Linked DNA regions of Homo sapiens: region 1 is linked to region 2. A link is an interaction called in ENCODE POLR2A ChIA-PET data of the cell type or tissue named here. Cell type or tissue: Caco-2. All regions are shown on one strand. Each heading gives the region's core, and the rest is flanking DNA. Links, peaks and the distances in the headings are about the cores only. Region 1 has its middle 18 kb from the start of LRP6. Region 2 holds the start of MANSC1 (MANSC domain containing 1).

What was found. Peaks named below come from ENCODE experiments on the same cell type or tissue, not always from the same donor. Only the 100,000 strongest peaks of a DNase experiment are listed, where the experiment ranks them.
Region 1: POLR2A ChIA-PET joins it to region 2 with 10 read pairs; 6 of 35 experiments call an interaction of 5 or more read pairs at or near these places.

Annotation. Positions count from the first base shown.
Region 1 is chr12:12,282,055-12,287,436 of GRCh38, reverse strand. No RefSeq gene overlaps it. Among named protein-coding and RNA genes, the nearest start is that of LRP6, 18 kb to the right of the region's middle. RefSeq lists an enhancer at 3,125-3,666. In Caco-2, for the core only: no CTCF peak of the experiment used is centred there; a DNase peak (open chromatin) is centred at 3,216.
Region 2 is chr12:12,346,958-12,352,339 of GRCh38, reverse strand. It overlaps MANSC1 (MANSC domain containing 1), which reads left to right and starts at 2,098. Exons shown (of 4, transcript NM_018050.4): 1 at 2,098-2,262. RefSeq lists a silencer at 1,788-2,097. In Caco-2, for the core only: a CTCF peak has its summit at 1,859; DNase peaks (open chromatin) are centred at 1,189, 1,999 and 2,429; H3K4me3 peaks cover 2,087 bases.

The DNA.
Region 1 (5,382 bases), core at 128-5,127, 65 kb after region 2:
TAAAACATATAAAAACAAAAACAAAACAAAAGAAAATATTGTTAAAGAGGGAGGAAGGCAAGGCAGGAAGGCAAGGAGAGAGGATGAGACTGGAAGTCTGGAGTTCTGTGTTCATTCTTTCTACTTACCCAAACAAGCTCTGGAAGCTTCAGTTTCCACATCTGTGAAATGGGATAACACCTACCTCCTTGGTTTGTTTTGATGATCAAACAACAGAGTGCATGTAAAAACGCTTGGTATACTATAAAGCCCTATATGAGTATTACTAATAGGACCACTGTCACTCAAAATGTACCCAACCACATCAATCTAGAAAGCGTGATTTTGGTTGTAATTTCATCACATTGCTTATTGCTTTCAACAGCACTCTGTCATCATTAATAACTCCTGCAGGTCAGCAGGCTTGAGTGGCATTGAGAGCTGCTGAGAATTGCTAGGGGAAAGGCAGTCCAGATTTTTCGTCTTCTTCTCCCACATTATACACATTTAGGCCAGGCGCTTGTGGCTAACACCTGCAATCCCAGCACTTTGGGAGGCCAAGGTGGGCAGATCACTTGAGGCCAGGAGTTTGAGACCAGCCTGGCCAACATAGTGAAACCCCATCTCTACTAAAAATATGAAAATTAGCCAGATGTGATGTGCTCCTGTAATCCCAGCTACACGGGAAGCTGAGGCACGAGTATCACTTGAACCTGGGAGGCGGAGGTTGCAGTGAGCTGAGATTGTCCCACCACACTCCAGCCTGGGCGACAGAGTGAGACTCAGTCTCAAATAAATAAATAAATAAATAAATAAATAAATAAATAAATAAATATTTAAACCAGGTAAAGTGAGATTAAAAAGAACAAGAGCAGGGCATGTGGACAGAAAGGAATGGGAAATATTTGTTCTAGACTCCAAAGTATGGGTTGATATCAAGTTGATGTTAAGTCAGATCATGCTCTGCTTATGTTCTTTTTTTTTTTTTTTTTGAGACCGAGTCTCACCCTGTTGTCCAGGCTGAGTGCAGTGGTGCGATCTCGGCTCACTGCAACCTCTGCCTCCTAGGTTCAAGCGATTCTCCTGCCTCAGCCTCCCGAGTAGCTGGGATTACAGGCCACCACACCTGGCTAACTTTTATATTTTTAGTAGAGATGGGGTTTCACCATGTTGGCCAGGCTGGTCTCAAACTCCTGGCCTCAGGTGATCCACCTGCCTTGGCCTCCCAAAGTGCTGGGATTACAGGTGTTAGCCACCACGCCTGGCCTCCTTATGGTCTTTTAATAATTACCTTTTGCCTGGAAGTTAAAGCTCACACTTCCTGATCTTACCCTTATTTACTTCTCTAGGTTCTTTTTTTTTTTTCTTTTTTTTGGGGACAGGGTCTTGCTCTGTTATCCAGGCTGGAGTACAGTGGTATGATTATGGCTCACTGCAGCTTCAGCCTCCTGGGCTCAAGTGATCCTCCTGCCTCAGCCTCCTGAGTAGATAGGACTACAGGTGTGTACCACCATGCCTTTAAAATTTTATTTTTTTGTAAAGATGAGGTCTCTTTATGTTGCCCAGACCGGTCTCAAACTCCTAGGCTTAAGTGATCCTCCCATCTTGGCCTCCCAAAGTGCTGGGATTACAGGTGTGAGCCACTGCACCTGGCCTCTAGGTTCTCTTTAGTCCTTTGCTCTGGTATAGCTTACATTCCAACCACAACAAACTGCTAGCCATGGTGAAGTTTATTGTTTTCTATTCCAGCTGTTCTTGTCCTTCTCCCTTTGTCTGACCTTCCTTCTGGCATATACCTCCACTATGAGCTCAGATGCTACCTCCAACTGAAATCGACTTTGACTTCTTCAGGCGCAATCAGACACCTGTGAGCCTATAGCATGTTGAGCTCTTTTCTAGAACAGGGGAGAGTATCATGTAGCAGAAGAGCATTGGGTTTCCAGTCACACTCTGGCTTTTAAGCCCAGATCTACCATTTTCTTCCTTGGATGAAGCATAAGAGAAGCACCAGTGTAGATTGTGAAGGGCATGGATTCTGCGGCCAGACAGCCTGGCTGTGGGACCTTGGACAAGTTACCTAAACGCTTGGTCCCTCAGCACCCACGGATGTAAAACGAAGGTGATGATATTAATGCCCTCCTCAAAGGATAGTTGTGAAAGTAAAATGAGTTAATAAAAAAAATAAAATGAGTTACATGAGAAAACACTGAGGGCTGGGCGTGGTGACTCATGCCTGTAATCCCAGCACTTTGGGAGGCTGAGGCGGGTGGATCACTTGAGGTTGGGTGATCGAGACCAGCCTGGCCAACATGGTGAAACCCGGTCTCTACTAAAAATACAAAAATTAGCTGGGCACGTTGGTGCACGCCTATAATCCTAGCTACTCGGGAGGCTGAGGCATGAGAATTGCTTGAACCTAGAAGGCGAGGGCTGCAGTGAACCGAAATCACAGCACTGCACTCCAGCCTGGGCGACAGAGGGGGACTTTGGTCTCAAAACAACAACAACAACAACAACAATTTAAAAATAAATAAATTAATTAAAACATTGAGAACAGGGCCCGACACTTGCTTGTCTGCTCTTGTTATTAATCTCACAGTTTCTTCTTTTGTGAAAAGGGAATAACACTCACTGGTGAGAGCGGAATGAAGATGACTGGAGGTAAGCAGGAGTGCTTGGTATAGAGAAGAACTCTTTTTCTTGCCCTTTACCTCTTGTCCTTGGAATTCCAATTCTTCATTTATAGGTATTTCCACCACTAAAATCTCCCAGCTCCCCCAGGGAAGAGAAAAGCTCACATCTTTGTGTCCTCAGCCTCTGGCACACAGTAGGTGCTCAAGAAATGCTTGGTGAAAGAATTGATAAAAATGTAGTAGTAGAAAAACTCAAAATGACCTTAAAGTCCTCTTAGCAATATCCTGAAAGGCCACCAAATAGGAATGTTAATCCCTAAAATCCTGTATCTTTATAAATTGGTGTGAAATTCACTGTTTATTAGGTTTTTTTTTTTCTTTTAATTTTGTGTTTGTATTTCTTGGTGTTTCCCCCCTCCTCCTGAGGTCTTCTTTCTTCTCTGTACTCTGCATTAATCTTGGACAGGGTTTCTCAGCCTTGGCACTAACAGCTTTTTTTTTTTTTTTTTTTTTTTTTTTTTTTTGAGACAAGGTCTCATTCCTGTCGCCCAGGCTAGAGTGCAATGGCACAATCACAGCTCACTGCAGCTGACCTCCTGGGGTCAAGGAATCCACCCGCCTCAGGCTCCCAAAGTGCTGGGATTACAGCTGTGAGCCACTGCGCCTGGCCTTTTTTTTTTTTTTTTTTTTTTTCTTTTTTGTAGAGACGAGGTCTTGCCCAGCTTGGTTTTAACTCCTGAGCTCAAGTGATCCTGCTGGCTCAGCCTCCCAAAGTGCTGGGATTACAGAGGTGAGCCACTGAGCTAGGCCTTTGTGTTTTTTTTAGAGACAGAGTCTTGCTCTGTCACCCAGGCTGGAGTGCAGTGGTGCGATCATAGCTCACTGCAGCCTTGACCTCCTGGGCTCAAGTGATCCTCCTGCCTCAGCTTCCTGAATAGCTGGGACAACCTGCATGCACCACCACACCCAGCTAATTTTTTATTTTTTTGTAGAGATGAGATCTCACTGTTTGTTGGCCTGGTCTCAAACCCCTGGGCTCGAGAGATCCTCCCATGTCCACCTCCCAAAGCACTAGGATTACAGGCATGAGCCATCGCACTTGGCCAACTCGCTTGTGGGGACCGTCTAGTATGTTGTAGGATGCTTAGCAACATCCCTGCCCTCTACCCACAAGATGCCAGTAGCATCTCCCACCCCGTAGTTCTGACAACCTAAAATGTCTCTGGACTTGGCCAAAAGTCAGATGGCTGGAGGGTGCAACCCTTCAGAAACACATGTCTAGGGAATCTGCTTAAGTGCTTTCACATAAAGTAAATCTTGGTAGAATTGATTTTTTTCTCTTTATCTCCAAGGCAAAAATTGGGTTCATATACTTCACCTCCCAATGGAACAGATTCTGACAGGGAAGGAAAAAAAAATATGTTTTCTCCCCTGACTGCAGTGTTCTGTATCTTCACTCTCAGAAATGCGAGGACAGGCAGGGTGGGATCAGGACCGTGTTTTATTTATCTGGACAAATGCTCCCAAAATAGCAATGGCAAGTTTTTTTCTTTTTCTTTTAGAAAACTGTAAGAATTCAGTGTTTTACAATTCAGATGAAGGCTAAAAACATATCAAGCTGTGTGATTTTCTGGGAGTGAGGAGAGGGGTGGTTCCATCATGGCATAACTGCATTAAAACTGTTCAACATCAGAAAGACTTTTTACGGCATCAAAGAAAAACGTATATGTTGAAAAAGAATATGCATGCTAAAACACATTGTTACTATAAATCCTTGAATCTGAGACACAATGAACAGTGTTGCCTTACTAATAGTACAACTTTAAAACTATTTAAGCTGGGAAATTTGTTATCGGGTGACTCATACAACTGGGGAAATCCAGTTCCTTGGTGCCAAAGATTAAAGAAAGAGATTAAGTATTTAAATGTTGAGATTCCATTCAGTCTTGTGAATGAATTAAAGTAAGCTTGGACGGGTAGAAAAGAAAGAGGGTAGCTACTCATCAAGTTAAAGATGTTAAAGAGCTCTCCGGATTTAAATGATAAAACCTTATATTTATAACAGGTTTATCTTTCAAATAGCATGCATACTTTTATTTTTTTATTTTGAAACATTTGCAAAGTTGAATAAAAAAGTTAAGTGCAGTGCAAAGGACTTTTTGTCCTTGACCATTTGAGAGTGAGGACTTGGTGCTCCACCACCCCAAATATTTTTAGTATTGTTTCCTACAAATAAAGACCTTCTCCTACGTAATCACAGTGCAACCATCAAAATTAGAAAATTAACATTGATACATGATCACTACCTAATCCTCAGATCTCACTCAAGTTTTGTCAATTGTCTCAATAAAATGTTCTGTAGCAATAGGATCCAGTTCAGAATCACACATTGTTCTGAGTCTTTATGTCTGTCTAGTCTGCTTCAGCCTGGAACAATTCCCCAGTCTTTCCTTGACGTTCATGACCTTGATACATTTGAAGAAAACAGGTCGGTTATTTTGTAACTTGTCCCTTAATTTGGGGTTTACTGGTGTTTTCATATGATTACATTCAGGTTATACACCTTTTAGAGGAATACCATAGAAGTGATAACTGCTTTCTTCTTATATCCTATCAGGTAGCACATAATTTCAATTTGTCCTATTACTAATGATTTTGACTTTGGTTCTTTGATCTGGGCAGTATCTGTCCACCATGAACCACGTAAATATCCCATTCCTCATCAAACTTTTGATGTGTGTGTGTGTATGTATGTATGTATGTATGTATA
Region 2 (5,382 bases), core at 305-5,304:
CTACTCAGGAGACTGAAGCAGGAGAATTGCTTGAACCTGGGAGGCAGAAGTTGCAGTGAGCTGAGATCGTGCCACTGCACTCCAGCCTGGGCAACAGAGCGAGACTCCATCTCAAAATTAAAAAAAAAAAAAAAATTAAGAACATTAGCTGGGTGTGGTGTGCGTTTGTGGTCCCAGCTACTCAAGAGACTGAGGCAAAAGAATCACTTGAGCCCAGGTGGTCAAAGCTGCAGTGAGTCGTGATTGTGCCATTGCACTCCAGTGTGGGCAACAGAGCGAGACCCTGTCTAAAAAAATGAATAAATAAACAATGATATTTATAAATTAAACATATATAATAGAAAATATTTCTTTAATCATTATTTTAATCAATATCCTTTGTTCACTGTCATAACTGAAAAAATAACATATCACTTCAATGAAAACAGGTTCAGGCCGGGCACAGTGGCTCACGCCTGTAATCCTAGCACTTTGGGACGCCGAGGCGGGCGGATTGCCTGAGCTCAGGAGTTCGAGACCAGCCTGGGCAACACGGTGAAACCCCATCTCTACTAAAATAGAAAAAAATTAGCTGGGCGTGGCGGCATGTGCCTGTAGTCCCAGCTACTCAGGAGTCTGAGGCAAAAGAATTGCTATAACCCGGGAGGTGGAGGTTGCAGTGAGCCGAGATCACACCACTGCACTCCAGCCTGGGCAACACAGCGAGACTCCGTCTCTAAAAACAAACAAAACACAAAACAAAACAAAAAAAGAAACAGGTTCATTGTATTAAAGCACCGAATACGAAGTTTCTAATAATGGAAAGGTCTACTTTGTAACTAGCATGGATTACCCCATGTAGAGAGATTCAAAAACTGTGATAGCTCTACACCCTGAACCCTGAAGTGTATCAGATGATAAAAGATAAAACACACTTGCAGATCAGTCCCTTGTTGCATCAGGAAAATCACTGCAATGGGAAATTACTCTGGTGTTTACTTTTCTTTGGTAACTCTTTCAAACCTAGCTTTAGCAACATTGTAATTCAAGAGTCATCCTTTGGTTACAAGTAGAGTTAGTTTCACACAATGGACCTTTGTTCACAAGCATTCTCAGTCAACCTAATCCTCCTGTAGTTATTGGTTAAGACTAGGGTGTGTAGCTGTTGGCCGTACAGGCCTAGACTTAACTTGCAATTGCATAGCGCTTCAGGTCTGCAAGCTCTTTCAAAACAGAGGTGAAGATACTGTCAAAGGTTAGACCATATGGCAAACTAAGTGTCAATGGTTTAGTAACGTTGCATTTGTGTGTGTGTTTATGGAGGTGGGGATGGGGCCAGCAGTAATTTAGAAACTTCCACAACCTATGCCCTATGCAGTTCTTTTCCATTCATTCAGTCAACAAAAATATTTTAGTTAAATATTTACTGAGCACCTATTGTGTACCAGGCACTATGCTAAGTGTTAGGGATACAGTTTTAATATATGTTACAGACACCAGCATTTTCACCATTATTATCCTATCTACAAACAATAAATCCCGCAGAAAGCCAAATACCTTCCCTGAAGTTTGTCTTGCAGATAATATTTAACTCAAGAATTGCCATCTTTAATTGAGGACTCCATCCTCCAATTATGGAAAGAGGATTCTCAGAACTATGCCCCCAATAGGATGCACTATAAGCCCTTGAACATCAAAAAACTGCTCTCAGTGGTTGCCTCTGAGGAGGGAGACTAGGAGACTGGGGCACGGGGGTGAGGGGTAGACTTGTCTCTGTGTCTATTTTTGTACTGTTTGACATTTTCCCCATGTGCATTTATTTTAACTTGCGCGGGCCGCGAGGCAAGGCTCACCTGCAGACCCTCGGGCCACCAGCAGGGAGGCACGCACTCCCCCTCGCAGCGCGCCCAGCCCGGGGTCAGCGGTGTGGCTGAGCTGGGGGGGAGCGCGGGGCGGTGGGGGGAGCCACCTCCCTGCGGGGCTCAGCGCTGGGGCCGGGAGCCCGGAGCCTCCGCGGGGAGGGACGCGCTAATGTTGCCGGGAAGCAGCTCCGGGTTGCAGGGCAGGAACGTGCCCTTCCCCCGCGGCAAACTTGCCGTCGCTGCGACGGAAGCAGGAACTTGCTAACCACAAAACCCGCCAGGCCGGTGCGGGAGCTGCGGAGCATCCGCTGCGGTCCTCGCCGAGACCCCCGCGCGGATTCGCCGGTCCTTCCCGCGGGCGCGACAGAGCTGTCCTCGCACCTGGATGGCAGCAGGGGCGCCGGGGTCCTCTCGACGCCAGGTAAAGGGGTCTCCCCAATACCCACCCCCGACCGGCCGCAGGCGACGTCGCTACCTGCGGAGAGAGTCGGTCCCCTCCTTTCCAGGGGCCGAGGCTCCTTCACCCACACCCGAGCATCCAAAGGACCAGCTGGGGCCAATAAGGGCTGACCAGGATCCTTGAGTCGCTGCAGTATTCCAAAGGGGACCTCTAGGCGGGCTCAAGGCACCTGCCATAAATGGCTCTGGCTCTGCGTTGACATCAGAAGGAGAGGCAGAAGAATAGCTCAGTAGGCAACATGCATTTCCTCAAAGGAAGAGAAAATGTTCCCTGTTTTCTTGTCGTTGACTCTGTATTCATTATTGAAACTGCTAATTGTCTAATTCTCTGTAGAGTGTGTGTGTGTATACAGTTATAAGCATCTTGGTAAATTATAGTGTGCTGTAAGACGATTTCCAATATTTGAACTAATTACGTGCGAGTAAGTTTTAGCGACTCTTGTATGCAGACGTTAAAACTCAGGGGCATCCTCTCTCACCCGCCTGTATCCTTTTACCCCGTCTTTCAACAAGATTCAACTCGACTTCAGGCCCTTAAAGCCTAAATAATAATGGATTAGAAAACGTCGCTAACCTAATATTGCTGAGCCTCTTTAATGATATAAAACTCTTAAACACTTCTCTCAATGCTGCATACTGAAAACAACTCCTGCCCCATCTCCTTACATAGTTCAGGTTTCTTTGCAAAAGCTTGAAAAGAGGCTACATTAGAATCCATTCAAAATAAAGTATTGGCCTGGTTTTCTCTTGATTCCCTAGAGGCTTGCAAAATATGGCAGCGTATTAAGTACCTTGGCCAGAATTATTAACCTGGGGAGTCCACGATAAGGTATCCATGGATAGAATTCAGGATGTCTGTGAACTTGAGTGGAAAAAATTATTATTTCACCGACTTCTGAAATGGAATGTAGGCAAAAGCCACAGTAGTATTAGCAGTAGCTATGATTTGCCCCCTGTAAATATTGCCGATATCTTTATATCACATGACTTGTTGCACGTTTCAAAATATTATCTATACTCAATACCACGTCAAAATTATGGCAGTTATTAGATGACCACTTGTTACTTAATAGGTTAATAAAGAAGCACATATTATGTCCCACAACTTTTTGTAAGTTTTAACTAAAATGAGGATAATAATGGGATCTGTAAAGATTAAATGACATGATATATATAAAGTGCTTAGCATAGAAACTGGCATTTTAGACGCAATAAATGTTACTATTTTACTGTATACAGAATTTTGACAAACAGCAAGAAAAGTATTAGACTTGTGTTTTATTACCATATACTGGTTTGTTTCTGGGTTTTTTTTTTTTTTTGGTTTTACCTTTTTTTAAAACTAAAAGTCCATAGTTCACATAATGTTCACTCTGTGTGTTTTACATTTCTATGGGTTTTGACAGATGTTCAATAACATGTATCCTCCATTACAGTGTTATACAGAATAGTCTCAATGCCCCAAATATCCCTTGCACTCCACCGATTCATCCTCCCACTCCTGTTCTCCTGGTGACCACTGGCCTTCTTACTGCCGCTGTAGTTTGCCTTTTTTAGAACGTCATACAGTTAGATTCATATCTGTTCAGACTGGCTTCTTTGACTTAGGAATATGCAGTTAAGATTCCTCCATGTCTTTTTGTGGCTTGATAGTTCATTTATTTTTATTACTGAGTAATATTCCAATGTATGGATGTATCTCATTTTGTTTATTCATCTATTGATGGGCATCTTGGTTGCTTTTAGTTTTTGGCAATTATGAATAAAGCTACTACAAATATTCTATTGCAGATTTTTGTGTGGACATAAGTTTTCAATTCATTTGAGTGAATACATAGGAGGACAATTGCTGAATTGTATGGTAAGGCTGCATTTAGCTTGGTAAGAAACTGCCAAACTTCTCCCAAAGTGGCTGTACCATTTTGCATTCCCCAACAGCAATGAATGAGAATTTTTCCTTTTTTTTTTTTCTTTTTTGAGATAGGGTCTCACTCTGTTGCCCAGGCTGGAGTGCAGTGGCATGATCTCGGCTCACTGCAACCTCCACGTCCCGGGTTCAAGCGATTCTTCTGCCTCAGCCTCCCAAGTAGCTGGGATTACAGGCACCTGCCACCATATCTGGCTAATTTTTGTATTTTTTTTTAGTAGAGATGGGGTTTCACCATGTTGGTCAGGCTGATCTCAAACTCCTGACCTCAAGTGATCTGCCCACCTTGGCCTCCCAAAGTGCTGGGATTACAGATGTGAGCCACCGCGCCCAGGCGAGAATTTCTGTTGCTCCATGTCCTTGTATTTGGTATTGTCCATTTTTTGGATTTTAGCCATTCTCATAGGTGGGTAGTGGTATCTTGTTTGAATTTGCAATCCCCTAATGACATATGATGTTAGATACCTTTTCATATGCTTATTTGTCATCTGTATATCTTCTTTGATAAGGTGTCTGCTCAGATCTTCTGTCCATTGAGTTTCTTTTCTTATTGCTGACTTGAGTTCTTTGTATATTTTGGATACCAGTCCTTTATCACAGGGTTCCCCAACCCCTGGGCCGCAGACCAGTACCTATTAGGAAATGGGCCACACAGCAGGAGGTGAGCAGTGGGCCAGAGAGCAAAGCTTCCTCTGTATTTACATTATGCATTACTGCCTGAGCTCCACCTCCTGTCAGATCAGTGGTGGCCGTAGATTCTCATCGGCGCACGAACCCTGTTGTGAACTGCACATGTGAGGGATCTAGGCTGCACACTCCTTATGAGAATCTAATGCCTGATGATCTGTCACTGTCTCCCATCACCCCCAGATGGTACTGTCTAGTTGCAGGAAGACAAGCTCAGGGCTCCCACTGATTCTACATTATGTTGAGTTGTATAATTATGTCGTTATATATTATAATGTAATAATAGAAATAAAGTGCACAATAAATACAATGCACTTGAATCATCCTGAACCATACCCCCACAACGCCGTCCATGGAAAAATTGTCTTCCATGAAACTGGTCCCTGGTGCGAGAAAGGCTATGGACTGCTGCTTTATCAGATGTGTGTTTCACAAATATTTCCTCCAAAAAAAAAAAAACCACCTCAA